3 separate regions of the Homo sapiens genome follow, and all the other regions are linked to region 3. The links are chromatin loops, found by intact Hi-C in ENCODE. Cell type or tissue: chondrocyte. All regions are shown on one strand. Each heading gives the region's core, and the rest is flanking DNA. Links, peaks and the distances in the headings are about the cores only. Region 1 has its middle 46 kb from the start of ANKRD44-DT. Region 2 overlaps BOLL (boule RNA binding protein). Region 3 overlaps ANKRD44 (ankyrin repeat domain 44).

Region 1 (10,148 bases), core at 3,208-8,207, 240 kb before region 3:
GTAAGTACTAAGTACTTAATATTAAGTAATATTAATATTACTTAATATACTTAATATTACTTAATCTTAAAAATTCTGTTACATTATTAGCAGGTTGTATGATACATAGATATGATAGGTTTTTGAGTATTTATTATGTAGTTAAAACTTTGCTAAATATTAAGAATCCTAAAGGCTGTGTGCAGTGGCTTATGCCTGTAATCCCAGCCCTTTGGGAGGCTGAGTCTGGCAGATATCTTGAACCCAGGAGTTCGAGACCAACCTGGGCAACATGGTCAAACCCCATCTTTACAAAAAATACAAAAAATTGGCTGGGAATGGTGGTGCAAGCCTGTAGTCTCAGCTACTTGGGAGGCTGAGGTGGGAGAATCACTTGAGCCTGGGAGGTTGAGGCTGCAGTGAGCCATGAAGGCACCACTGCACTCCAGCCTGGGTGACAGAGCAAGATCTGCACCTCTTTGATAAGGTCATTATTCTCACTTATGAGGCCTCTACCTTCATGATGTAATCACCTCCACCTCTTAACACTATCACATTGCAATTAAATTTCAACATTTGAATTTTGGCGGGACACAATCAGACCATAGCAGGGCCTTTGGGAAGTAATTAGATTTTGACAAAGTCATGATTCTATGAGTTCTTCATTTGTGTTTATATTTATATTATTTTATTTTATTTTTAGAGACAGTTCTGTTGCCCAGGATGGAGTGCAGTGGCAGGAGCATAGCTCATTGCAGCCTTGAACTCCTGGGCTCAAGTGATCCTCCTGAGTTGGCCTCCCAAGGCACTGGGATTATAGGTATGAGCCACTATGCCTGGCCTGTATTTAAATTTATTATGTACATTTTAAAGAATGCTTATAACTGAGTAAAAATATCAGCAGTCTGGAAAAATCAGCAAAAGTTTCAAAGAGAAATTTCAGAGTAAGAAATCCATTTTATAAGCAAACATGAAGATGCTTAATAAGTAACTGAAGAAATGCAAATTGAAGCAATAAGCAGTAAGTTCACATTTTTGCCTACCAGATTAGTAAAGATTTAAATGTTGAGGGTATGGGGAAATATACCTTCATACACTATTGCTAAAATTATAAATTGGTAAAAACTTTCTGGAGGGCAATATATGTTCATTAAAAATATCTGTATGCCACTTTTTCTAGGCACTCTGTTTCTAAGAATTTCTAAGAAAATAATTAGACAAAGGCACAAAGATGTAACTACAAGCGTATTAACTGTAATAGTATGTATAATGTGAAAAAAGTACAAAATAAGCATTAATTAGGATGAGAAAGCATATTTTAAAGGCACAGACAGTGCTAAATTCACCCATTAACTGCAAATTTTGATGATATTATCCATACAGGATTTGCTAAGCATTAAATAATTGGGGCTAGAAAGGTCAGTGAGAAATGTCTCAACTGCTTTACCATGGTGAGTTGACTGTGTAATAGGTACTTAATGGAGAGACAACTTGCCAAAATAGATAGCTGTCTCTCATACTGCCCTGGGGCCTGTTTTTTAATAAAGAACAATTTCAACCCACTTAGCAATGGTAAATGTAGTACAAAGCTTTCAGTTGTTTTGGAGGTAGGGGGAAGAAATCCTAAGCTGACTCAAATAACACAGAGACAGACTAGAATTTCAATGGAAACCAGATGTTCTCATTGTGGTTGTCTTTTAATGGCTATCAACAGTCAAACCCTAACCCCACATCTTCAACATAGACAGTCCAAAGTGAGTCATCCACTAATGACTGGACAAATTACCTGGCTCCTTGTGCATGAGAAGTGCTAGCAGCTTTGGTTTGTGGAGTACTTTCTATGTGCTGGGCCCCATGCTGAAGTATTATACCTATCTTACCTCATTTAATTCTAAGAAACCTGTAGAATCAAATATTTTCCCCATTACAAAAATGAAAAAAACAAATGAGACTATAAGAAGTTAAATGACTGAGTTAAGGTCATCCGGTAGGGATTCAGGCCTGTGTCTGACTCCACAGCCTGGCTTTTTTTTTTTGGAGGCAGGGTCTCACTCTGTCACCCAGGCTGGGGTGCAGTGATGCAATCTCAGCTCACTGCAACCTCTGCCTCCTGGGCTCAAGGGATTTTCTTGCTTTATCCTCCCGAGTAGCTGGGATAGCTGGTGCCTGCCACCACACCTGGCCAATTTTTGTATTTTTTTTGTAGAGACAGGGTTTCACTATGTTGTCCAGGCTGGTCTCGAACTCCTGACCTGAAGTGATCCACCTGCCTCCGCCTCCCAAAGTGCCGGGATTACAGATGTGAGCCACTGTGCCCAGACTTCCACAATTTGGCTTTTCACTTTCACAGTATACAGGACAGCAGGGCTGATATTTGACCAGTAAACACCAATGTGACCACAGTGATTTTCTAAATATTAGAATATTTCCACACTAACTGGTGCCTGGCTGCTGCCCTTAGCCTCTCTTCTGCTGCCCTCCTCTGGGATCCCTGGACAGCCTCTCACAGCCACTAGAGGGCCACACCTGGCCCAGCAGGGGCCCCTAGGGGCCCTTCTGGGGCCTGCTGTTTCCCTAATGTGAGGGTCATTAAGTTTCTGCATATCCCCCATGGTATGGTTTAGATGTTCCTCCCCTCCAATTATGTTGAAACGTGATCCCCAATATTGGAAGTGGGGCCTGCTGGGAGGTGTTTGGGTCATGGGTACTGATCTCTCATGAATGGCTTAGTGCCCTGTAATGAGTTCATGCAGGATCTGATTATTAAAAAGAGTCTGGGACCTCCCTCCTCCCTCTCTTGTTCCCTCTCTTGACATGGGACTCACTCTCCCTTTGCCTTCCACCATGAGTAGAAGCTTCCTGAGGCCTCACAAGAAGCTGAGCAGATGTTGGTGCCATGCTTGTACAGCCTGCAGAAACATGAGCCAAATAAACATCTTTTCTTTATGAATTACTCTGCCTCAGGTATTTCTTCATAGCAATGCAAAATGGACTAGCACACCCCCCGAGTAGAGAAGGTCTCTAGTGAGCCTAGGGCAGAGGAGAGATCACTTCTCCAAGTGACAGCTTTGTTATTTTTCATCTCTAGCTACTGTATTTCATATGTTAAAGGTTTCCTGCCATACCAGTTATAAGTTGATCCCATGTTCACTTTTTGGTGCCACCCAGAATCCCACAAGAGAAGCCTGGCCTTTCTATGTTGCCTCATCATTCCTGGGGGGCCTCACTTTCTCACATCCAGCTCAGTACTGTCAGCTCCAGGGTATAGCTAAATCTTGGGGCATTTGCAATTTGGGGGAATTTCATTTGATCTAAGACATAATTGACTGCCAGATGCACCATTATTTTATGGACCAGGAATGAAAATACTACTACTGAAACCACGACACAATGATAGTGATGTGTCTTATATGAATCACTCACACCAGCATCTTGTTGCTTTGAAATTCCTTTCATCTATTCTGAAGGGCTCAGCAATTTCCTCTGCCTTCAGTTGCCAGGATGGGCAATCCTTGTGCACACTTCTCAGTAGCAAAATGCAACACAGATTCATCTTCTTGTGGGTATCTTCCTTTCTTAGGTTCTAGAAAGGCTGTGTTTGATTTTATTGCTTTGCTAAACGTAGGTAAATGTGGTCATTCCTTCTAAGAATTTTTATGTCTCTCACACCAAATCCACATTCGACTGTTGTTTTCATTCTCTGCTGTGCTATCTCTATGGAAACTTTTCCTATTGACATTGAATGCTAGTGTAATCATTTTGAAGACATTTAAAACAGGGATTGAAACACCTATATTATCAACAGTGCATATAACTCAATTGTGACAATATTGTCAGCAGCTGCAACCAAGTTCTTTTGAGCACAGGCAGAGACAAGCTTGTGATTACTGCCTGGCCAACAATGATTACGAGATGTATCCTGATTTGGAAGATTTTTAAATTTGAAAAGAGTGTGTTTTAGAATGGAGTTAAATGCACTTTGTTTATTTGAGGTGAATCAACTGAATTTTGCAGATGCAAAAACTGAGACTCAGTGTAGTTAATCATTTTGTTTAAAGTCGCAGGCCTTGTAATCGGTGGAGCTGGAACCCAATTCCAGGTCTGTCTGAATCTGAAACCCATGCTTCGTCCCATAACAAGTTGATAATTCATGTAGGGAGAAAAGTCAAATATTTATGGACACTGTTGGTATTGGTGTCTCACCTTGTCCCTGTGGAAATACTGAGCAGTTCTGTGTTCTCATCTGCAGCTTCCATGGGCTTACCTCCTATCCTAATAGCTGAAACCTATAACCTTCTTCAGAGAACTGCCCTTGGGCTACAGAAGCAGCTTACCCTGGATGTTCTCAAGAGTGAAAACTACTCAGGAGTTTTCATGCCTTCAGGGCAGCCCAAGGTGATAGCTGAGGAGTGAAGGAGCAGGAAAGCCGAGCTCTTCTGCCTTGAGGCAGGACAAATTGTGTGGTGTAACTGACCCTCCTGGATCAGGCTGAGGCTAGGACTTCAGCCTGCCTTCTGGCTTCCTCCCTTTCCCTATTCTGCTTCCCCAACTCTCTTACTGCTTTCTCCTGGGAGCCCTTTCTTAACAAATCACTTGCACACATGTTCTCATCTATCAGCTTCTGAGAAACCTGACCCAAGACAATGAAGAAACTGGTGAATAAGGCAGCGTTATGAATAGCACAGTAATGCCCATTGATGATGTTTGTTTGTTTGTTTTTGAGACAGAGTCTTGCTCTGTTTCCCAGGTTGGAGGGCGGTAGCTTGATCACAGCTCACGGCAGCCTCGACATCCTAGGCGAAAGCGATCCTCCCACCTCAGCCTTTCAAGTAGCTGGGACTACAGGCATGTGCCACCATGGCTGGCTAATTAAAAAATATATATTTTGTAGAGATGGAGTCTCACTATATTACCCAGGCTGGTCTTGAACTCCTGAGCTCAAGTGATCCTCCTGTCTCGGCCTCCCAAAGTGTTGGGATTACAGGCGTGAGCCACCATGCTCAGTCCCACTAACTATGTTGATTGAAGCACTTACCTTCATCACTTCCAGTCCTTGGGGAAGTCTTCTAATTCTGAGTCTCTGTTACAGTTTGACTGAGTAATTCGACTTTCACCTTCAAGTTCTAGGACCGGCTGGGTGCAGGGGCTCACTCCTGTAATCCCAGCATTTTGGGAGGCTGAGGCAGGTAGATCGCCTGAGGTCAGGGGTTCGAGACCAGCCTGGCCAACATGGTGAAACCCTGTCTCTACTAAAAATACAAAATTAGCTGGGTGTGGTGGCGTGCACCTGTAATCCCAGCTACTTGGGATGCTGAGGCAGGAGAATCGCTTGAACCCAGGAGGCAGAGATTGCAGTGAGCCGAGATCACTCCATTGCACTCCAGCCTGGGCAACAGAGTGAGACTCTGTGTCAAAAAAAAAAAAAAAAAAAAAAAAAAAAAAAAAAAAAGTAAAAAAGTTCTAGGACCTTTAGCTCTTATTAAATCCTATCCCCTCTGGACCCCAAGTGAGACCCCTGTGGACTCCTGGTCCTAGTGATAATCTCTGCCATATTCAACATCAGTTGCTGGGCTGGAGGCTCTCTGAAACTGCCACTAGGAATCCTGTTTTCATTCTTGTCACTCTTCAGACTCAAATCTAGATTATTCTAGAGGTGGTGTCCCTCAGCTCTGCATTTGGGATTAGTAAAGTCTGGATTTTCCTTCTGTTTTCTTTTTATAAAAATTTTGATTGGAATCATACAGTGTTGAAATGGGAAGAGTGCTGAAAGGTCATCTGGCCATCCAGAGAAAGGAAGAGACTTACTCAAGGTCAAAGAGTCGGCTGGGGAAATGTGCCTCGAAACCCAGTTCTGTTTCTTGTGCTGCCATGCCCTTTGCTCTGGGGCTGATATATTTCTGAGTTAAGATACAGAACAAATCTGGTTTCAAGGAGGAAAATTCCCTCCATTTTGTGTGATAAATTCAAATCTCATTTATATTTAAATTATTCTTCCTTACAATACTCAGAATCCTCAAGACCCTCACACTTTTCTTTCCGCACAGAAACCAAATCCCTTCATCTCTTATCTGGGGTTCCCTAGAAACTTTCATTTATTTCTTGGGGAGGGGGCAATGAACATCTCTGACTCAGGCAAGGCATTGTAGAAGAGCCGCATCAGAATTCTGTCTTCATCTTAGAATTTGATCCTTACTTGCTTGTACCACTAGAGGGAAAAAAGGAAATGGCTAGTCTTTGTGCCCTCCCTGCTCAAATCTCAACTTGAATTTAATCCCCAGGTACTGAGGGAGAGACCTAGTGGTGGGTGATTGGATCTTGGGGGTGGTTTCCTCCATGCTGTTCTTGTGATAGTGAGATCTGTTCTCGTGAGATCTGATGGTTTTAAAAGGGAGCTTTCTCTGCTCTCGCTCTCTCTCGCCTGCTGCCATGCAAGATGTGCCGGCTTCCCCTTCACTTTCTGCCATGATTGTAAGTTTCCTGAGCCACGTGGAACTGTGAGTCAATTAAACCTCTTTCCTTCATAAATTACCCAGTCTTGGGTATTTCTTTATAGCAGTGTGAAAACAAACTAATGTATCCAGAAAGAATATTCACTGAAAAAAAAACACTCCAGGTTTGTACTGCTGTGGTGTTGCCCACAGAAACTTTTTCTGGGGAAATAGGCTAAATTTAAGAGACAGCTGATTTTAGACTTTTTTTCGTTTTGTTTTGAGATGGAGTCTCGCTCCATCACCCAGACTGGAGTGCTGTGGTATGATCTCATCTCAATGAAACCTCCGCCTCTCGGATTCAAGTGATTCTCCTGTCTCAGCCTCCCGAGTAGCTGGGACAACAGGTGCCCGGCACCCACCACCACGTCCAGCTAACTTTTTTGTATTTTTAGGAGAGACGGGGTTTCACCATGTTGGTCAGGCTGGTCTCCAACTCCTGACCTCAGGTGATCCACCTGCCTTGGCCTCCCAAAGTGCTGGGATTACAGGCATGAGCCACCGTGCCCGGCCTTTTTTTTTTTTTTTTTTTTTTGAGACAGTGTCTCACTGTGCTCACCAGGCAGAGGTGAGATCATAGCTCACTGTAGCCTCAAACTCCTGGGCTCAAGTGAACCTCCCACCTCAGCCCCAAGTTGTTGGGATTACAGGCACTTGCCACTAATGCCTGTTTTTTTTGTTTTGTTTTGTTTTTGTTTCTGTTTTTGTTTTTGTTTTTCTTTTGAGACGGAGTCTCACTCTGTCACCCAGACTGGAGTGCAGTGGTGTGATCTCGGCTCTCTGCAATCTCTGCCTCCTGGGTTCAAGCAATTCTCCTGCCTCAGCCTCCCCAGTAGCTGGGATTACAGGCACCCACCACCACACCTGGCTAATTTTTTTGTATTTTTAGTAGAGATGGGGTTTTGCCATGTTGGCCAGGTGGTCTCAAACTCCTGACCTCATGATCCGTCTGCCTCGGCCTCCCAAAGTGTTGGGATTACAGGCGTGAGCCACCGCGCCCGGCCCCGGTTTGTTTTTTAATGCATCATAATCCTGTATAGGAAGGGCATTTTTTCCAAACTTTACCAGCCTGAAGCAGTATTATGAGGGTTTTCTTTTCTTTCTAAAAAAGAAATAACCTTTTCTAGGGTTATTTCTGGGGATCTTCTTGTAGCCCCTCTACCCTCTGATCATGCTTTTGTGTTCTCAAGGCCCCCTGTTGCCTCCTTGTCTTCCTTGGGGGAAAATGTGGCATGGTGGAAAGAGCTGGACCAAGTGGAAGATGGACTGGGTATGCTCACCATTAAGGTCTTCAGGCAGCCTTGATCTTCGTGCCATGTTGGGAACTGGGAAATCATGTCATGGCCTAAGTGACATTGCACATGTTATTTAGCCTTCCTAAGTCTCAGTTGGCATAACCACATTTCCTTTTCCCATCTCACTATTGTCTTGCTGGACCCCTGTTGATTCCAATAGGGATGGCACTGTGTCCAAGAGGCCAAAGAAGAGACTTGGAGACAGTGAATGATATATAGGGTTTATTGGGGGAATGTACCTACAGGGACTGTCCAGTGTTGGTGAGCTGGACGGAACACCTACTGTTTGTAAAAAGCATGCAGTTTACCTAGCATTTTTACTTTGCACCCTCCATCTAGCCCATAACAAAGGGCCTCAATCCCCTATACAACCTGCATTCCAAGGGATGGGTCAGAGGTTCAGACATCCTTCATAGATAAGGAAAGAAACTCTGGACTGGCCACTCCCCGGTTCCTTACTGCAGGACTCTGAACACACACTCTTCTGAGGCCACAGGTCATTCTCAGGGTGTGCTTAAGTTACTGCTTTTGGGTGCATCCACCATACAACTGTATAGGGAAGATCACATGAGACCATTTATAATAACGCGCATTCTTATAAAGTGCCACCTTCACTTTGATCCTTGCCTTCTGCTGAGTGATATTGGTCTTAAGGAGTGAATTAGATAAACCAGTACCCTAAACTTCAATCGCTCATATGCTACCTTCATGATTTTTACCATATCCTCATACTACATATATTATTATCAATTTAACATTCATATTTCAATGATATGACAAGGTAAATATATTTATTATTTAATATTAATTTTATATTTTTATATTATATTGAATTATTTTTATTTAATATTATTACTTAAATTTATTATTTAAATGTAGAAATCACTAGCTAAATCCATTTAAATTATTTAAGCCATAATATCTGTGAAAACCCATGTTTGAGATGCTGGTTGCGTTTCCTCCTAATACATATCACAAATACCTGCATAACTTGGAAATAAAAAATCATCTGTCTACAATCATCTCAGTGAAACTCAATAAGATGTACACAATGCTTTGGGAAATCTTTGTTGCCTGTTGGCTTGCTAATGGTGCCTGGCAGTTCTCAGCTATGTACAAAGTGTAAGGTAAGCTCTTCACAGGAGGGTGGGAGGGTGTTGTCAATTTTTGACTCATGTGTAACAGTAATTCGTTCTGGGATTCAGTATACAGGTATTTACATGATGTCTATCAACTGGAATAGGCAGAGGGGATTATATGACACAATAGCATAGTACAGTAGCATAGAACTTGCTGTGGGTAACACATAAAAGGTATAAGGAAAAGTTTAAGCTGGTACCTAGAAAGGTCTTCTGTTGGTTGGATGTGAGATGTAAGGTTATGACCTTAAAAGTGTATACTAGGGTACAGTTAGGCAGTAATAGGATCTGCCTAAATAGTAACATGCTGCTAGAGAGTGACAATCGCAAGTGTGGCTGCTTTTACAGTCAGAGCTATGTTGTTATATTATAGTAGGATTGTATCGTAATTATTGCTGATTTGTTTAGTATTGTCTGAAGACTTTCTTTCAAGTGTACCACTAGTATTCAAAGGTATCCTGCAGACCCAAATGTTCAGAACTGCTGGCCTAATGCTTTAGGCCAGTTACAGTGCACAGAATGCTTAAAGTAGAGGCCCATAAAGGTAATATTATTGGCAGAAGTTTCAGGAAAACTTGCAGGTCAACAAGACATCAATGTGAGAAAAAAATCTGGCTCAGTCATTGATAATGACAGTTAAGTCTTCACTTTGAACATTATGGGTAGGCAATTGGTACAACCACTGGGGAAAAGGCCCATTTTTACTGCACTTGGCTTGCTGCAAAAGGAATTCCAGAATGCCTTTTCTGTCACTTGCCTTGAACTGGCACTTAATTATTTGAGGTTAAGTCTATTTTCTCTGCCTAAATCCATTATGTATACTCTAACCTACTTACTTTCTTATTGAATTGCTTTGATGAGTTATATTTTTTTCTAGTCAATTATCCACTTAATCTGTGTCTTAGTCCTTTTGTGCTGCTACAACAGAATACCATAGACTGGGTGACTTACAAACAACAGAAATTTATTTCTCACAGTTCTGAAAGCTGGGAAGTCCAAGACTGAGGTGCTGGCAGATTCTGTGTGTGGCGAGAGCTTGCTTCTTGGTTCACAGATGACCATCTTTCTACTGTGTCCTCACATGATGAATGGGTGAGGGAACTCTCTGAGGTCTCTTTTATAAACCCACTAATCGCATTTGTGAGTGTTCTACCCTCATGACCTAAACACCTCCCAAATGCCCCACTTCCAAATACCATTGCATTGGGGATTAGGTTTTTTTTTTTTGGAAACGGAGTTTCGCTCTT
Region 2 (10,148 bases), core at 2,735-7,734, 660 kb before region 3:
ATTATGAACTTCAAGCTTTTGTTATTTTCTTTTTCTTTCTTTTTGAGATGGGGTCTTTCTTTGTTGCCCAGGCTGGTCTCGAACTCCTGATCTCAAGCAATCCTCCTGCCTCAGCCTCCCAAGCAGCTGGGATTACAGGCACAAGCCACAACACCCAGTTTACTTCAAGTTTTTTGAAGCACACATTTAGGATATTATGGGGTTTGTCTTTAGGATATTATGGGGTTTGTCTCAGAAGTGTGTTTAGTGTTTCCAGATGGAAAATAATTCACCAGTTCTTGAATTGGTTTCTCTTCAATGTGATTCTCAAGTCTTGGGTTTTTTTTCAGTTATACCTTAAAAGTCTATTATCTTACCATTCTGCAAAGGCTTATACATTTATATATATTTATTAAAATTTAAATTATGTCCTCTAACTTAGAATTGTGAACATGTGGATATGTACTGAGCTAATTCTTTGGAATAAACATTTATGAGCTACAAGTATATAATTTTTTAACAAAATCAGTCCAATCTTCAAATTGACAAGTGCATTTAAAATTTTGACTTTCAGGCTGAAAATGGTGAATGTGAATGTTAGAGTTTATTAACTTGTCGATGACCATTAGTTAAAGACCACCAGGAACACATGCGTCATTTAGTAAAGTTGGGTCTGTTAATTGTTCAAACAAGGGAAAACATAAACCATGGGGCCTCTCAATCAGAAGGTGTTAGAACTTACAGGATATAGGCTTCTGTTGAGCAATTTCTAGAGAGGGTTTAAGGAAGTAGGGCTTTACTCTGGAATGTATAGCGTCAGGAAATGGTAGTAATTCTATGATTGGATGTGTTAACTTTTATCTAAAAGGAAAGAAAAATGGATCGAGGCTAAAACTATAGCTGATAAAGAAGGAGCAGTCACTCATATCAGCCAGAATGGAGGGTTGTTTGGTTATTCTTGTGGTTTGGGCAATGCCTTTGTTTTTGTCAGCATTCAAACATGATTATGGAGTGGTCTTGTTTTTAATCTTGATCCATCAGAGTCACAGGGTGACTTTGTCTGATGTTGGTGTTCTGTTAACAAGAGAACACCACAGCCTAGCTGTGAGTGCCAGGCCAACTCCTAACAACACCAGGGTGTAGTTGATTGTGTCAGGCTGGGACTGTTTTCTCTTTCTCAAACATGTTCATGAGTTTAATATTCCCCTTAATAATTAAGTAATAGGTTTGATAATAATATAAGCATTTTAAGTAATATATTTAATATTTAAAATCTCTATAGTGGAGTAGATTCTGTGTTTCCTAGTTCTGTTGCCTTAAAAAGCTCTTAGCTCTAATTATAATTTTTATAATATTAAAAGTAAAGCCTAGAATACTATATTTTGCCTAAATGACTCTTCTTTTTGAAAAATATATGTTTTTGGTCTGCATCAAAAGCAGACTGCATTATACCCAGTGCAAAAAGTGTAAAAGAATTTTATTTTACAGCAAACATCAAACCAGATGCAAACAGATTCATTATCTCCATCCCCTAATCCTGTGTCACCTGTGCCTTTGAATAACCCAACAAGTGCCCCAAGATATGGAACAGTGATCCCTAATCGCATCTTTGTAGGAGGAATTGATTTTAAGGTACCTATTTATGCATGCAGTAAAGTGTATTTTTTCATTAGAAGTCTTTATTTCTCAGAAATTATTTCTTTGTGCAACTATAAAATAACATATTTGCATAATGATTAACAGATTTTGAATTATCTTATTATAAAGAATCTTTTCAACCAGCATGTAGGTTACATAAAGCATTAAAAACTGTTCAATGTCAGATATAAAGAAATTGATCCTCACTGACTTGCTGTGGGCTGCTAGCCACATAGTGACAGAGTGAGACTAGAAGCCTAGTTTTCTGTCTCATAGCTCCATACTCTTCCATACCAGAACTAATTATACTTTCTTGCCTAATATTCCAATAGCCAAAATAATTGATTATTATAATTTTCAAAAGAGACTCTATTTTTTAAAAACTTACTTTTATGAAATACTATTTCTTTACCCCAACTCTTATCTCAGATTCCTGAGCAACCTCCTAGGCATCTATTCTTTGCAAAGCACTTTCTATGTTAGAATTTAGGATTTGATCACCAAAAAAGTCCTGTGTCCTTGTCAGAATAAAGCATCTTAAAAGTAGTATATTTAAGCAGAAAAAAAAATAACTATTCGGTACTAGGCTTAGTACCTGGGTGCCAAAATAATCTATACAACAAACCCCAATGATGAGTTTATAACAAATCTGCACGTGTACCCCGAACTTAAAATAAAAGTTTTTTAAAAACTAATATATTTATATCATGTAATCAGCCATTCCACTGTTTCAAGAAAGCATAGTTCATGACATGATGTGCAGTGCCCCCCAGCCCACATAGGGGAGGTAAGAGTAAACACCTACAAGAAAGGCATGCATAGATATTTTAAGTGGAATACTCTTACTTTCAAATGGATATATAGAAGGATTTCCAAGCTTCTATTTTACATATTAGAAATTATAGGGAGAGTTATCATTTTCAACAAAAAAAAAACCTTCCTTATGCCATTAGGTGTGATATTTGACATTTATAACTATTTCCATATAACCAATCTGTTACAATTTGGGTGGAATTTCTTTTTTCCTGCACAAGAGAAATGTTACACTTAGTGTATTTGCCAAAACAATGAGTCTTAAACAAGTATATGATTGTTTCACTAAAAATAAAGTAAGAAAAATTATTTCTTATAAAATATTTATTTTTAAAAAGATTTTCTTTGTGGAAAATACTGATAGCTGGCAGAAATGTTCAATTTGGGAATTCATTTATATTACAATAGATTAGCATGTTTTTAAAAATAAGTTATCAATAAATATAAACATTTGTATGGCCAGGTTATTTTAGGTTACTGAAGCCCATCAGCTACAGCATGCACTTTGGAGACGGTTGTTATAATGCAGCCATAGCTTTAAGGTAATTGCTAGGGCTTCCTCCTGTATACTTATACCTTTTTCAAAACCACAGATAAAGGCCAGCAAGGAAATCATTTACTTTAATAGCAAGTAGTCACAGACTTTTTAACCTTTCATTTTTATAAGCAAACAGACTATCCCTCTTAATGCTTACTTTTCTTGACTGTCTCTTTGTCACTAAAGAAGTGGAGCTACAAAATTGAGGTAGTGATTATTCTACCAGAGAATAGTTGGAATTAATTTGTATTCAAATATCTAGTAACAATTCTTATTCTAGCATTGATTTCATTTTCTGTTAACTGAAATAAAAGTCATTCAGTTTTTCTTAGATTGAATCAGTATTTGTCATTATGCAGCTTAGCAGGCTTTATGTTACCAACTAAAAACCAATAGTGTATGTAAGTAGTGAGGTGGCAGTTGAACTCAAAAGGCATAGCTCTGCACTAAGGCATGTCTTTTTGCAGTGTATATAAAGAAATTTTTTTCTAGAGAAAAGTTACTCTTGTAGACAAACAGTTACAGCTAAACCAGGAAATGAAATTGCAATGAATTTAGTGTCAGTATTCTGAGAAAAGGTGATATGAGTCTATTATCAGACTATTTCAATTAAAAAAACAGACATGCCAAAACCATCTTTGTAGACACCTTGTATGCTTTAAATCTAATTATGATTCCAATTTTTATTTTATTATCAAAACAATGTCTGAATTTAGCTGAAATGTATATTGAGTACAGATAAGGAATCTAATAACTTTAAATCTTATAGTCACTCCATTGTTCTCACAGTTGAGTTCAAGCACTTTTGGAAATACATTCCTTTCCTAAAACTGACTTAGGAAAGGAGTTCCTGAGACTACTGATTAAAATAGAATGACTGGTGTAGGCCAACACAACCTAGTTCCACTGCCATGACTGTCTCTGAGCCACAAGAGCCAAAATAGTATTGTACCCTTACTATGGAAATAGCATTCCTAATCCAAATTGGCTTTTTAAAAACTGGCCAGCTAGAGAACAAGAATCATTTAAAGATTTCTTTAAATAGTGAGTTTTGTAGTTTTAAAATAATTCAGCTTACATTTTTATTGGCATATGGTAATTTAACAACATAGCTATTGCATAAAGCAAGATATTTACCTTGATTTTAATCACCTAGTGGTTTATGCACTGTTTTGATGATGAGAGGCATTTTTCATGCATCTTATCTATAACTTTTTCTGTCTCCAGAGCAAGCATGAGAATTATTCATCTTTTATCAACTAAAAATGCTTTTTAACGTTTTCTTTTTATGCCATTAGACAAACGAAAGTGATTTAAGAAAATTTTTTTCCCAGTATGGGTCTGTGAAAGAAGTGAAGATTGTAAATGACAGAGCTGGAGTATCCAAAGGGTTAGTATCACTATAGATTGTCTATGGAATTAGCAACTCTATTTTCATTGGATGACTAGGTTTTGTACGCCAGTTTACTTTGGTTCCATTTTCCAGCAGAGACCATCATGCCCTCTTCTTTCCTCCTACCTTTTGATTTCCTTGTGTGTGTGTGTGTGTGTGTGTGTGTATTTTGGAGGGAGGAGACACTGTAATATTTCTTAATTTGTTGAGAAGTTATTCTTGCATGGGTGGAGGGACCATTCAGTGGTAGGCAGCAAGCACTTAATGTAAGTAGCAGATGTACATTAGCTGAGGAATGAGAAGCAAAAGGAATCAGATTCTTTTGGAATTGTATCCCTGCTTTAGGCCATAGAGAGCTTTATTTGAAAACAGCTGACACCAAGAAATGTCTGTAGGTTGTGCCTCAGAGACCTAATTAGGGGACCAGTATGAGAAATATAATTCTAGTGAGAATGATTTTTAATTGCTATATCAATGATAATGAAAATTGAGAAGAAAGTAATAGACTGTGTCTTTAAATGTGTATAGAGCTGTTTCAGTGGAATGCTATGTGTACAAAGCCAAATTTCAGAAAGGAAAAAGATAGTTTACATAGTACACTCACTTAAGGAGTTGGACTGCAAAGTTAAAAGAAAATAGATAAGGCAGTAAAGTATTGTATTTACTTTCTTGAAAGAGAGACGAGACATACATATTTATAGGCATAAGAAAAGGGACCCATTGAGGTGGTATTGGTGAGAAACAACATTCGACAGATGGATATGCTGGAAGAGATGGGATTCTACAGAAAGGTTATTTATAAACAGATGAGATACTTCCTCAGAATGCCAAACAATATTAAGGTGAAGTGAGATTTACCTCTTTTGTTTGACTAACAGAATTTGCTATGTTTTGGTAATACCATTTTTTAATCATTGGAAAACATACATGGAAATGTAAATGTAAACTGTATTTTATGCCTTTTCCACTGGGTGGCGTGTGTGTTCTACCAAAAAAATAGCGTAAAACTAATTCCTTAACTTTTTAATGTTTGGGCAAATAGATAAAGAGAAATTCCTTTGTTTAAAAGAAGAAACTTTGTATATGATCCAGTAATTATGAATTGAAGAAAATAGTGAAGATATTTAGCATTACTCAGAAGAGTTTACTTAAGTTATCTAAATAGCAATTATGTTTTGAGAGATACATTTTTTCTTTCTTTTGTTACTTTTTTCTCTACCTATTGTGGCTTTTTGGACATGGAGCACATCATTTATGTGTATTTGTATCTTCAACATTATATGAATTGTGCTTGAAGTTAATTATGTATGAAAAACAGATGTGAAATCTGGGTTGTACATATTTTTAATTGATATTGTTTGGGAATATACTAATAATTACATTATCAGTTATATGTGCTAATAATAATAATTAAATAATACATTTACATTGTCATTCACCAATATAAGAAATTTTATTGTGTTGAAATTTTAAATTTTTTAGTTATTTTTCTACTTTGATTTCTCTTAGCCAAACTTCTATTAGTTTAAAAGGAGATTATTGCTCTGGATTGAAATTTATTGCATCCCCAATTTTTAAGCAACAGCATGAATCTCTTGTGCTTTTCTTTCCTGCATACAGCTGAGAGCTGAAGCTGTTTCAAGATCTCAGGGGTTTTTTTTCTTTTAGTTCCTGACTAAAAGTGACAGTGTTAGGCTGTGAATGATTCTTCTAAGATTCCCATGCTAGTGCAGCATAGAAACATGCCTACTCCTACAGTGGCCGATGATTTAAAAACAAAATTTTTAAACATTTTAATATAATTAATATAACATTCTAAGAAAATGATTAATTAGTAATAATTAATGCATTTATTTAGGTATGGTTTCGTCACTTTTGAAACACAAGAAGATGCACAAAAAATTTTACAAGAGGTATGATCTTTTGGTGTATTTAACTTCATTTCTGGAAATTTTGTATTTGAAACTAATCTTTTCGGGGTTCAAATACAATAATCAACTGCTTTTTAAAAAAGGTTTGCATCTTAAGATTGGCATTGGTCTCTAGGAAACTTAATCTGCAGAAGAGCAAATTCCAAAATCACTACAAGTATGGTTGTGAAACTGTAATATAATGTTTCGCTTTATTTACTTAAATTAAGAACTTGGGGATATATCTTTTGCGAAGTGTTAATAGCATTTTGAATGTTTAAAAAACACTACAAATGTGGATTCCAACAGTGAGGTTATCTGAGATGATTTCCCTCCTGTGAAAAACATTATATAAACTAAGAATATTCACAGAAAAAAAGCCTATAGCCAGCAATTCAGTGTAATAACTTTAAGTTAAGGCAAATATAACATTTAACTTTTTTAGAAAAAAAGTAGAATTTGAATTGTATGTTATTAAAATCAAATACAGTCAATTCTTGTTATTTGTGGCAGTTATGTTCTCTAACATTGCTAGGAACACTGAATTAGCAAATGCTGAACTCCTCTTTCTAGGGGAAGTACAAGGTAATGTTCCCAAGAACCTCTGGTCACAATATTGCCATCAACCTATCAATATATAACCTTGTTTTATATGGTTTTCCATTTAAAGGCATCATATATAACAGATTACTGGTTCATTAACATTGAAGCCATGGCCAATAGCACTATAATTCATGCTTGAATTAAGCACATCTAATATATATATTCTCCATAATGCCTATGACAGTCTTCTTGTGCTAGCCAGCACTTCAACAATACACATGGGGGCCATTTTAAATAGCCAAATCACCAACAAAAAGCACAAAAATGGAGAAAACATGGCACTAAATAGAAAGCTCTCTCTTAGAGTATGAGCACTGGAACAAGAAGAAAGAATATCGCCTTATTTGACCTCAACTGGGAGCATGCGCATCAGGCTACTCAAATTTTCCGCCGCTCTTCACGTGTCCACTAATAACCTCAAAATTGCCACAAATATTAATTTTAGGATTACAAGTAAATTTTAGCAAGTAGGCAAATTCACAAATACAGAATCCATGAGTAATGAGGATTGACTGTATTACAAATGGAGAAAATGGGGAATTGCGGTCAGACCCAGATCTATTTCAGTCTGAAGACGGCTCTTTCCCACTATTCCTTGCTGCTTTGAAAGAATATTATAGTCTGAATTTTTGAAATTCTTTCTAACTAGTTTTTCCTTATTGATTTTATAAATAATAGTGCTAAAATAATAAAATAATTTCTTTTTTCTTTATTTTAGGCTGAAAAACTTAATTATAAGGATAAGAAGCTGAACATTGGTCCAGCAATAAGAAAACAACAAGTAGGGATCCCTCGTATGTATTGAGAACTAATGTATTTTTAAATATTTTTGCATGGTTCTTTTTTGAAATATAAGACTTTTTATAGAACTTTATTAAAAGATCATGTTTCTTTCATCTAATAAAGTTATTTTAGCAAAGTTGGTGGAAAAACTGAATATTTTTGCCACAAAATAATATATCTCAATTTTTTTGGCTGGGAAAAAATTTATATACATAAAGATGCTTAAGTATATTCCATGTAGTTACATCATTAAAGGAAAAAAAATCTTTCGTGATGAAAATATCATTTAATATAGCAAAAGTAATTAGAAGTAATTTAATAATTTAGACTTACTAATGAGAAAAATTTTAATTAGAAACTAATTTAAAATTAATCAGAGTAAAAATATTGAAAGTGAAAACATAGAACTAATATCAGAAACTCGCTGCATGCTGTGTACTGTAACCCAGCCAGGTGTGTCATAATTTTCAGGGGGACAATCCCTAAAGCTTTAGGAATTGGCTAAATTATGTATCTACCTTCCTCAAATTTCTCTAATGCTTTCAATTCTATCTTTCCTCACTCTTTCTACTTATTAAGTTAGGCATCTTTATAGTTAACTTTTTACCTTTAATATTTATTAAAATTCCTAACAGTCTTTGGCTAGAAGGAGAAATGTGATGTAAAATTTATAACTAACTTATTTTCCCTTAGCCACATCCTAGTGTCTACGGGAATGTTTAAAACATTAGGTTATTATATATAATCTGTTAACAAATTAATAGATTGTATTCATTTGGACTGTTATGCTTTTGACTTAGAAATAATAGATATTTGGTTAATACAGTTGCCACAACTACAACAAAAAAGAGATTGATGTATATTAAGTTTAATTTTGACTTAGTATTTGTTAATTTAGGAGACAATCAAAGTATCCTCAGTAGGTTAATACAAAATGGAATGCACTAAATATGGCAGAATGCTGAATATTTTCAATCTACTGTTGTTACTTGCAAAGGTTAAGCTAGAACATATAGTAACGGTCCGTTAGCCCATTATCACCAGCAATATGTACTAAATAGTAATGCTCATAGTATGATCTACCAGTTGCTGAAATAGAAAATAAATCAGCACTATGCTGAATGCTTTCACATATACAAATAGTTTTTTCAAAACTACTTAGTGCAAGGGTCAATGTTATGAGTTTTCATTTAATCTTCATAGAATCCCATGATGTATTGTTATCTCTATTTTTGTAAATAGAAAATTCAATCCCAAAAAGATAAAGTCATTGTTTTAAAAATGTTTCTGCTGAAATACTCCTAAAGGTAGAGGAGAGTTAATCTTGGCATGTTGTGGTTCCTAACCCACTGCAGCATACTGGAATTGCAAATTTTCTTTAAAGTCTCATGATTTATGCAAAAACATCATGTATAATTTGCATTCTGTTCCATAATATCATATTGTTTATTTGAATATAAAAATATTTCCCAAAAACAATTGAATAAAACTGATTCTGTAGGAAGATTACTATGTTCAGCCTCTGCTTTTTCATATCTCCTGGTATACCATCCATCCCTTATCCAACTTTAAGAAGTATGGGGTTAAATAGCCTAATGGTGAGTGGTAGCACTAGCCTTCAAATGCAGGACTGTTTGACTCCAAAGTTCTTTTGACTTTTCTGCGAAGAAAAATAGGTGTTAAAAGTACATTTACAAATAAGGGATTCTTATCTTAGTTTTTTCTTAGATCTGTCATTTCTTTCCATCTCCATTACCAACACCCGAGTCCCAACTAACCACTTTGTTTACCTTAATTCCTGGAAAAACATCCTAAGTGGTCTCTCTGAATCCAATCTTTCTACCTTCCAATCCATCATTCACAAGGCAGCCAGAGTGATCTTTCAAAAGTGCACCTCTTATTGTCTTATGCTCAGCTTATTTTGAGGTATTCTTCCCTTTTCTTTCCATGCTTTAGCCATGTAGCCTTCTTTCAGTTCCAGAACATTCTATACTCCTGTTCTCAGAATCTAATATACTGTTTTCTTTACCTAGAATGTACTTTGCCATCCAATTCATTCTTTAGAGCTTAGCTGAACATCATTTCATCACAAATTTTCCATATATATGTATATAGAGAGAAATTTTATATATGTTTTGTATACATAATAATTGAAATGTTCAGTATCGTACCCTATAATGCCTCATGTATTTATCAAAATTGTATTTAATTAATTAATTGTGTAATCAACTAATGACTATCTTCACTACCAGACCTAACTTCTTTGAGGATACAGACCATCTCATGTCTAATTTTTTTATTTTTTGCTGTATCACTAGGGCCCTGTTCAATGCCTTGAAATAGTATGCACTGAAAATTTATTTATTTAGCAGGTAAAGCATGGTTCATTTTCTTTGAATAATGAACCATTATTGAATAATGAACCATTATCATTATCTTTGAATAATAGTGGAATATCTTTTGGGGGGAATCCATGGACCTCCAAAATTGT
Region 3 (10,148 bases), core at 2,438-7,437:
TCTTTTGTTTTTGAGATAGAATGTTGCTCTTGTCATTCAGGCTAGAGTGCAATGGCAGGATCTTGGCTCACTGCAACTTCTGCCTCCTGAGTTCAAGTGATTCTCCTGCCTCAGCCTCCCGAGAAGCTGGGATTACAGGCACCTGCCACCATGCCCAGCTAATTTTTGTATTTTTTTGTAGAGAGGGGTTTTTGCCATGTTGGCCAGGCTGGTCTCTTAACTCCTGAGCTCAAGCAATCCACCCACCTCAGCCTCCCAAAGTGCTGGGATTACAGGTGTGAGCCACCACGCCCAGACTTTAGTTTCTTTTTTGTGTATTTGCTTTAGTCTTCTGATTGTGATACAATGAGAATTTTAAAAAATTATTTTTATTATTATTATTTTTTTATTGAGACAGGATCTGGCTCTGCTGCCTAGGTTGGAGTGCAGTGGTGGGATCTTGGCTCACTGCAACCTCTGCCTCCCAGGCTCAAGCCATCCTCTGGCCTCAGCCTCCCGAGTAGCTGGGATTACAGGTGTACGCCACCACGCCCTGCTAATTTTTGTATTTTTTTGTAGAGACGGGGTTTTGCCATGTTGCCCAGGCTGGCCTCCAACTCCCGAGCTCAAGTGATCTGCCTGCCTTAGCCTCCCAAAGTGCTGGGATTACAGGCATGAGCCACTGCACCTGGCAGAGCATGTTATTTTTATATCCAGAAAACCAAAAAAGCTATTTTCACTTTTGAAAAAAAGAAAACCCAGGTATAGTGGACCTAGAGAAGAGCTGATTAGTGGATAACTAGAAATCAATAAAACTGGCATTGGTAAGAGGTAATAAGAGAACAGGGGAACGGGACTGAAGGGAGAGGCTTTGCAGAAAGAAAATCAGCAAGACTTGGTGGGACATGAACTGGAGGAGTTGAAGACTAATGTAAGGATTGAAATGTGGCAAAGAGGCCAGGCGTGGTGGCTCATGCCTGTAATCCAGCACTTTGGGAGGCCGAGGTGGGTGGATCACCTGAGGTCAGGAGTTCAAGACCAGTCTGACCAATATGGTGAAACCCTGTCTCCAAAGATACAAAAATTGGCCAGGCGCGGTGGCTCACGCCTGTAATCCGAGCACTTTGGGAGGCCAAGGCAGGCAGATCACGAGGTGAGGAATTCGAGACCAGCCTGACCAACATGGTAAAAGCCAGTCTCCACTAAAAATACAAAAATTAGCTGGGTGTGGTGGCGCATGCCTGTAATCCCAGCGACACAGGAGGCTGAGGCAGGAGAATTGCTTGAATCTGAGAGGCGTAGGTTGCAGTGAGTTGAGATCCCACCACTGCACTCCAGCCTGGGCAACAGAGCAAGACTCTGTCAAAAAAATAAATAAATAAATAATAAAGGAAGGAAGGAAGGTAGGAAGGAAGAAAGAAATCCGGCAAAGAAAGGTGGTGCAGCAGAGTAGTTAAGTGTTCCGTTCTGGGGCCAGACCGCCTAAATTCCAATCCTAGCCTTGACTTTTAGTATCTATATAATCATAAACAAGCTCTTTGTGTGTCTCAGTTTATCTGTAAAATTAGGGAAACAATAGTGTCTTCTCCATGGAACTGCTGTGAATATTAAACAGCTTTATCATACATAAATCATGTAGAATAATATCTGCCACATGATAAGCACTAGAAAAATAGATGTTATTATTGATGTTCATTAAGAAAGACGTCAGGAGGAAGAGTAGGCTTAGGGAGTTAAACCAATATATTTAGTTTTTGACAAGCTGATTTTTAGGTTTTGGTATAGCCAGTCTGAGAAGCCCAATAGTGTCAAATGTGGTGTTCTAGCATGGCAGACTGGTAGAGAACAGAAGAAAAAATGTAGATTGCTTCATTCATGTAAAGGTGATTGTTGAAACCAGGAGAAAGGGACGAGACCGCCCAAGGAGAGAGTATGTAATAGCATGAGTACAGAAAGTGAAACAGCCCTTTACTCTTAGGAACAGGAGGAGGAGAAAGAGCCAGAGAAAGGGATGATAAAAGGAGTTAGAGGAGACAGGAAGGAGTGTCGTGTTTTCATGAAGATGGAAAGCAGACAAAAAAGAATGGGGGCATCAAAGAGACCAAGGAACTGTCGTCTGAGGTTGGTAAGGAATCTTTGCGTGAGGCTGAAGTCGCAGAGCGTGGTGTTGAGGGGGCAGGAAGCACGTGGGTGGTCAAACTGCCAGCGTTCCCAAAACTGTAGACATCTGTCTTGCCATCCTGGTATCTGAAGGACATCCTGTGAATCCTTCAAAGGAAGGGAAATTATTGGAATTTAATAAAGGCGCTCTCTTTACCAACCTCCACTTAATTAATTCACAGAGTTGTCTGATGCACTTCATTTTATCTGTAAAACATGCCACCAATGCTCTCAGTGTGCCCCATACCAGAGGCTAGAAGGCTACTCTCTGGCACACCGGCCTACTGCTCCCAGTTAACTGACCAGTGGTCAGTTCAGATTGGATAAGGGACTTCAGCTTCTGTGATACATTGGTTTTTGCAGCCCCTTCTTCCCTTCCACAAATGGAGCTGAAAAGCATAATTCCTTAATTTTAATATTTATTTTTTTCCTGTGGACTGCTGATCATAACTAGAATATAAGAAATGCCATTTTAAAACTCTGAGATTTGAGTTTATTATGATTGACTCTGTGTAAATAGGATTTTGAATCAAATCTAGCCTTCATTCTCAGTCTCCCTTCATCTATTCTGTCTGTATCCTCCGATTTCCTAAATCTCTTTGAATCCTCCTTAGTTATTCCAGATTCACTCTGGATGCACGGATCATCTAACATTTCCATAGAGCCATCCTGTCTGACTCTGGAGGTAGCTGTCTAATTAAAGTTGTTATCTCTCTGTACCACATTGCTCCTTGGATTTTGAAAGTGTTTGTAGATTGCAAGACAATTTGTATTTGTTTAGATTTTCCAAAAGTTGAGGGAAGTAGCATATTGAAATGCAGCCATTACCTATCCACATGTTCACTTTGTTTTCCTCTATTCTCACAAAATAGTAAAAGTGATGTCTTCATGAGCAACTAAAAGATGGATGGGAAGAGGAGGAGGGATGTGTGTTCAGCCTGCATTTCACAGTTCCTCATTTTGCTTACATTGATTGACTCTGGTCCTGTTTTTTGACTTCATGATATGAGTTTAATTGTGATAAAATAAAGATATACTTTACTGATACAATAATCAATTGATGGTTTACTTATAATTTGTAAATAGGTAGAACATGAGAAAGTATAAAATATTTTTTCTTTTCCATTAGAGACTACATTGTAATTTCTGTAGCATCTCAAGGCTCTTTTAGCAAGCATTCAAAGTAAGCGTTAAAGAAGGCACTAGACATAGAGCTGTGCTGGATACAACTTAGAAAGACAGACTCAGAAATTGCCATTGCCAGGTTGTCTACCTCCTGTTCACTGACATTTAGCCTGTGCATGGTCTCAATTCTTTTCTGTCTGCAGGCTCTTAGATCATTTAGCTCTAAGAGATGGGAGTTGAAACATGTCTGCTTGAAGTGGACCAGTTCCCTTCTCTATATGTACCAGGACCAAATTATGGAATAGGTTGTGTTGGAGAAGTTGAAGGTGGAAACTGGAATGGGCAAGAGTAGGCAGTGATAGGGACGGTACTTAGAACGTTGGAGAAGTAAGGGAAAGGAGAGGAATGAGTGAGCCAACCACGTTCCATCTCTCTTGCCCTTAGAACCATACAAAACAAAACAAAATAAATTGGACAATGTGTGGCTTTTTCACACCAGTATTTTAGGAGGCTCTTGCATTGAATTAGGAAGACTTATTGGGTTTCTCACCTTATTTGACCCCACCCCTAACCGCAGGTTGGACTTAATGTTATCCCATAGAGCTTTTATTGCTCTGTAGTAGGGCCACTGAGCTCTGTGACCCCAGGGGTGTACCATGCCACAGAGAACATTATGCTTTCAAGACCCTGGGGAACAACAATGTCTGTAAATTTAGGGAACGTATATGGGATATTGGAAGATGAGGAAAGAAGGCATTAGGAATAAAAGAAAAAGTGAATGGATTTCTGAGGAGACTGGTGGTCAAGAAAATATAAACACTGCTTTTAGTTCAAAGATTAATCTTCCTTAGGCAATGCTGAGTTCTGCCCTGAAAGAGTACTAATATTTGTTGTAAATATTTTAATCCTCAGTATTTTTCCTTTATGACTTAGGGCTTGATTATGCCTAACTCAATAGAAGTGCTTCTTGCTTAATTAAATGGATTATCAAAATAACAATAATTTCAAAGCCCTAAATTCTATGGGAAAATGTAGCTAGAAAATTGGAGGGAGACTAGAAATTAAGAAAAAAATTTTCATAAAAGCTTTGAATAGATGGAAGAATTGCACATATTCTCTCTTTTGAGAACGCAAGGAATGTTTTATCTTTTTGTGCAATTCTAGGAATAGTAGCAACAGCCAGTACCCCTGCATGATAAATTTCAATTTCTCAGATCATGAAACTCAGTAGGGTTCCCTAGTCTCAACTTTAATGTTCTGAGTTCTAACTTTTAAGAATTATATAAAAAGTATTATCCTTTTGAGTTTCATTGGTTTTCTATAGCTTTTTGAAATAATGAGCTCCCTTTACACCCATACCATGTGAACAAAGTTGTCCCAAAATGGCTGCCATGATACTCTTAATGCTTTCTGTCCCAATTTCCCCACCTTATCTACCTGTTTCCCTATGTGAAGAAAAAAATATCAGCTATAGCCTGGACTCAGGCTATAGATGAACCCAGGCAAAGATCTGCAAAGATGGATGCAAAGCAATTGTCACCACTGATCATATGGCTGTTCTTTGCATTTTACCTAACTTTGGTCATCTCCATTTACTTGTCCCTTTACAAGTGCACAAGCACTCTCAGAGAAAAGAAGGTTGTGGTGTTTGCTATCCCTGAAATGGGCCTGGCTTTGCCCACCACACACTTCAGAGATCACTTCTGCTTTGTCTCTCTGCCTGCAACTTAGATAGCTACCACCAAGTTGGTGGTTACTCCTTGGTAAGGCCTTTAAGCTCTTTTATAGACATGGAAAATTGCTTAGCTGAATATTGTGAAGATATTTTCTAAATGCTGAAGTATTTATAGCTTTAGATATATTTAATTAATAATTACTTATGGTTTCATATTAAGAGAAAACACTGGAGCAAAATTTAAAGAAATAGCACCACCTAGGGACAAGTTAATGCCAACTCCACAATTTCTGCCTTCTCTCGCCTTAGTTATTTTGAAGTGTCATCACTTTTTAATTGGAAGGGGGTGTTTTAAATCCTTATTCCAAAGTAGTTCCCAGGTGTTTCAGTCCTTGGAACTGTGTGCAGTCCCGACAACTAAGGCCTAGCTCTGGAATCAGATAACTTTTAGGAGCTCTCCTTCCCAGTATGTCTCATGGTCAGCGATGGTTTTGTATCTCATTCTCTTGATTGCTCCAGTTTTTCCTCTAAAAGTATTATCAAGCTTCAGCTCTCCTTTCTCAGTCTGTTCTGATTCAGATTATACTCATAGAAGATGGAGAAAAGATCCTATTATTTCTTTTCTTCCCACATCTACCTGAGAATATTGAATTATAATGATACATGTTTTTTTTTTTCAATTAAGATGAACTTACCGTTCTAATTAACTTTTTTTTCTTGGCACAGACTATGTGTAATTCCTTTTTTATTTCTAAGGAATAGACTTATAGAATATAATAAAATGCTTGTGTTAAAACCTTGGTTTTATAACCTATTTTAGCCCACAGTCCAAAGCAGGGGTTAAAAATGGGACCCTCTTACCCCAATTCTGTAGTTCAGGGTTAAGGTACAGAATTCATATTTCTTTTTCTTTCTTTCTTTTTTTTTCTTTTCTTTTTTTCTTTTTTTTTTTTTTTGAGACGGAGTCTCGCTCTGTCGCCCAGGCTGGAGTGCAGTGGCACGATTTCGGCTCACTGCAAACTCCGCCTCCCGGGTTCACGCCATTCTCCTGCCTCAGCCTCCCAAGCAGCTAGGACTACAGGCCCCGCCACCACACCTGGCTAATTTTTTGTATTTTTAGTAGAGACGGGGTTTCACCGTGCTAGCCAAGATGGGCTCTATCTCCTGACCTCTTGATCCTCCCGCCTCGGCCTCCCAAAGTGCTGGGATTACAGGCGTGAGCCACTGCGCCTGGCCCAGAATTCATATTTCTAACAAGAATCCTGGGTGATTCAGACGTGGGCAGTCCTTGGTCCACTCTAAGAAATACTTACCTAAATTATTATTTGTTTTCCAAGATGGAGTTTTTAAAACAGTCATTTTAAAATACAGGCATTTGGATTTCATCACAAAATGAACATGCATTTTTAAAACCTCGTATTTTAATCTCAGACTTAGAGAAATTTTTCCTCTGAGACTTATAAAAATAAGTGTTACATAGATTTTTTTGATAACAATACTTGGATGAAAATACATTCTCTCTATTGGGGATACTTTTATTCTAAAATAACAGTAATATTTTCTTTTGGGCCTATTTTCAGAAGAAATTCTGTAAATTACTATTTCTTAGTTACATATGGTATCTTGGTATTTAGTATAATGATGATTGGTATATAGCTGTTGTACATTTTCTGTGTTTTGGCTTAATCTGTGTCAGGAAATTTCATAATTTCGATCATGAATAGTAACAAATATATGAATTCAGCACACATTCCCAGCTGGTCATTCAAAAGGCAGTTTCCTAAACAGTTGCATGCCTTAGTCCTGTGACTTCTAATGAGTTAAGTAAAGTAAGAGATTCTCTTTTGGAACAATAAAAAATTATGGTTTTGTTTTTTTCTGTTTTTTTCTTTTTCTTTATTCTTTTGTTTAAATTTTTTCTTTTTTGTTTTATTTTATTTTAAAAGTGATTTTTTTTTTAAATGGAATTATAATGGAGGGAATAGTAGAGGGTTCCAGATCAGTTTTCTTTTCTTTTTTTTTTTTGAGACAGAGTCTCACTCTGTCACCCAGGCTGGAGTGCAGTGGCACGATCTTGGCTCACTGCAACCTCCGCCTCCTGGATTCAAGCAATTCTCCCACCTTAGCATCCCCAGTAGCTGGGATTACAGGCATGCGCCACCATGCCTGGCTAATTTTTGTATTTTTGGTAGAGATGGGGTTTCACCATGTTGGCCGGGCTGTTCTTGAACTATCTCAAACGATCCACCTGCCTTGGCCTCCCAAAGTGCTGGGATTACAGGTGTGAGCCACCACGACCGGCCTCAGGTCAGTTTTAAGAGTTGCAGTGATTCAGAGCCATTTGGTCAGCTTCAGCTTAAAGAATACCATGCAAGGTAACACATTTGTCTTTTTTGTGTACTATAGACAAAGGTTGAAAAAAACACCTTGAAGGAAACTTCCTTCTCCAGTAGATCACAGGAGAGGAATAAAGGTTTCAGATAACTGTTTCTCTAAGCTTTTAAAACATGTGATGTTATGCAATAACTTGAGAGGTCAGGTACATTTTATCTTTTCCTTTCAAAATTATCTTTGCCTCTTGTAATTGTTGATCATACTTTTATTTTATTTTATTTAGAAGAATGTCATTCTGTCACCCAGGCTGGAGTACAGTGGTAAAATCCTAGCTCACTGCAGCCTCATGTTGATCATACTTAAAAAATAAATAAATAAATGAATGTTTTCAGGGCATTATTAGGAGTGTCCATAGGGGTATTTCAGATGGGTGTCACTGGCTCATGAGCACCTCCATTGTTTTTCTCTCCCTCTCTTTTTTTTAGAGTAAAGATGGCAAAAGTCCACTGCACATGACAGCTGTCCATGGAAGGTTCACACGGTCACAGACCCTCATTCAGAATGGTAAGAGAGATGCTTCAGTAGTGTCATTATTTCGATAGTTTCTTGTTGTGAATTTGGCTGTCAGTCACCTGCATATGAAAGTCGATGCCCTGTTTTGGAGTTTTAGTAAGCATGCAATTACATAATTCTTTGATGTACTTTGCTAAAAACTGTTCATCAGACATGTCATCAACATCCACCTTAATAGTAAAAACATAAAGCCACAGTTTCACAGTCAATTTGGAGTCAGGCACAGAGCATGAGCTTTGAAATTGGAAATGATGTATTTATGTAGGCTCAAGATCCTGTGCATCTCACTCTGAAACTAATAAAGGTAAGTAGCATTCATTTTCCAGCAACAAATCTGAATTATTTTTAAATTTTAGAGTTCACTATAATTTCCTAAGTTAAAACTTATTAAGCTAGTTGGGCAAAATTAGGAAAAATGAGATGACTTAGAGGAAAAGCAGGTAAGGATGTGATATAAAGGATCATAAAATCACAGGCTTAGGTGGGCGTGGTGGCTCACGTCTGTAATCCCAGGCACTTTGGGAGGCCGAGGTGGGCAGATCACCTGAGGTCAGGAGTTCGAGACCAGCCTGGCCAACATGGTGAAACTCTGTCTTTACTAAAAATACAAAAATTAGCCAGGAGTGGTGGCAGGTGCCTATAATCCCAGCTACTCAGGAGGCTGAGGCAGGAGAATCGCTTGAACTCGGGAGGAGGAAGTTGCACTGAGCCAAGATTGTGCCATTGCACTCTAGCCTGGGTGACAGAGCGAGACTTTGTCTTAAAAAAAAAAAAATTCACAGGCTTGACAGAGAAGACCTGGGAAAGTCACAGTAATATAGTAACTTTCTGGGCTTACGACAAAGGTATGCTTGAACCATCAGGTTGTCACTGAAGTCAAAGTACTAGGGAGTATCATTTTACATCCTGGTTCATGTTACTAATAGGGGGTCATGGCCAGCAGCATCACTTCTATTAGTAAATCTTAGAGAGTATTTAAAAAAGACAAAAACCAGGTTTAGTTCAGATTTTAAGCTGATATTCCAGGTCAATCTGGCAGTTCCTATTTTTAGTTGACCCATACTTCTACTTCTCAAAATTCTGATATTAGTCAGTTTCCTTGGACCTGTATTTTTCTCATCTATAAGAATTTCGGACCACATACACTTGAATTATTAGTGGCACTGAGTTATGTCTTAGTCACTTAAGACATAAAACAAAGAAGTCATTTGACATTTGGATGGAAGACCAGCCAGTGGAATTATGCTTAGCAAGCAAAATATCTGCAGCAAAGCAAAGGAAATTTATATGCATTCCAGTGAAGCTATAGGGAAAAGAAATCCTAACAAGTTTCCAGTGAGCCAAGGAAGGTAAAACAGAAATTAACCGTGCAATACCCATTATTTCTAATTTGAAATATGTGCTATGCCTTTGACATTCATTTTATTGAAAAGGCCACCGTGTTTTATTTTGCTGAATGTAAATAAAGGGGGTCGGGGGGAGTGACCCTAGTCTCTTTCGAGCACGTCTCTTATGCCACTGTATTTCTCAACTGTTTTTCAGAAATAATGTCCACCCCCCTTTAAAAACAAACAAAACTTTTAGAAACAAACAAAACTTAAACAGCTTGGTTCCCTTTTAGAGCAACTTCAAGCTCCAGAGACAAGGTTGGAGGGAAAACAACTTTTCTCCTTCTAAGCACTGCCTTCCCCGCAGGTTCATCCCTGTGCGTCAGGCCATGCTGGTCATCTCTATGACGCATCTCCTCTCTGTCCTGCTGGCATGCTTACAACAGTCCCAGGGGACTGCTGGCAGCTTTGGCCTCTGCAAGAGCCATGTGGGCTGGAAGAATTCCATGTCCTGCCTGGATATTCTTGCTAGACTTTTTTTGTTTATTTGTGTTTTTGTTGTTGTTGTTGTTGTTGTTGTTGTTGTTTTTTAAGACACTTTCTCACTCTGTTGCTCAGGCTGGAGTGAAATGGGGTGATCTCAGCTCACTGCAACATCTGCCTCTCGGGTTCAAGCGATTCTTGTGCCTCAGCCTCCCAAGTAGCTGGGACTACAGGTGTGCCACCATGCCCAGCTAATTTTTGTATTTTTACTAGAGATGGGGTTTTGCCATGTGTTGACCAGGCTGGTCTCAACTCCTGGCCTCAAATGATCTGTCCACCTTGGCCTCCCAAAATGCTGGGCTAACAGGTGTGAGCCACCGTGCCCTGCTGTTGCTAGACTTTTGAGTTGGGGGAGACCTAAAAGAGACCCTGTCTCTTATCCTCTGTGGTCAGGGGATCTTTGTTTCAGAACCTCTCTCATTCTTGGTTGT

The links. A loop is a pair of places that touch in the nucleus more often than their neighbours do. Peaks named below come from ENCODE experiments on the same cell type or tissue, not always from the same donor. Only the 100,000 strongest peaks of a DNase experiment are listed, where the experiment ranks them.
Region 1: it touches region 3 in a loop (2.9-fold over the local background); 4 of 110 quality-filtered maps call a loop at or near these places.
Region 2: a loop joins it to region 3, with 6 times the contacts of the local background. A loop is called at or near these places in 11 of 110 quality-filtered maps.

The regions. Positions count from the first base shown.
Region 1 is chr2:197,352,419-197,362,566 of GRCh38, reverse strand. No RefSeq gene overlaps it. Among named protein-coding and RNA genes, the nearest start is that of ANKRD44-DT, 46 kb to the right of the region's middle. In chondrocyte, for the core only: CTCF peaks have their summits at 5,986 and 6,186 (motif pointing right); no DNase peak of the experiment used is centred there.
Region 2 is chr2:197,773,185-197,783,332 of GRCh38, reverse strand. It overlaps BOLL (boule RNA binding protein), which reads left to right. Exons shown (of 11, transcript NM_033030.6): 2 at 1,468-1,611; 3 at 4,267-4,358; 4 at 6,220-6,274; 5 at 7,593-7,668. The coding sequence starts at 1,483. Among named protein-coding and RNA genes, the nearest start is that of BOLL, 7.1 kb to the left of the region's middle. In chondrocyte, for the core only: CTCF peaks have their summits at 5,126 and 5,343; no DNase peak of the experiment used is centred there.
Region 3 is chr2:197,108,455-197,118,602 of GRCh38, reverse strand. ANKRD44 (ankyrin repeat domain 44) reads left to right here. Exons shown (of 28, transcript NM_001195144.2): 9 at 7,759-7,837. Among named protein-coding and RNA genes, the nearest start is that of ANKRD44-AS1, 84 kb to the left of the region's middle. In chondrocyte, for the core only: a CTCF peak has its summit at 5,188; no DNase peak of the experiment used is centred there.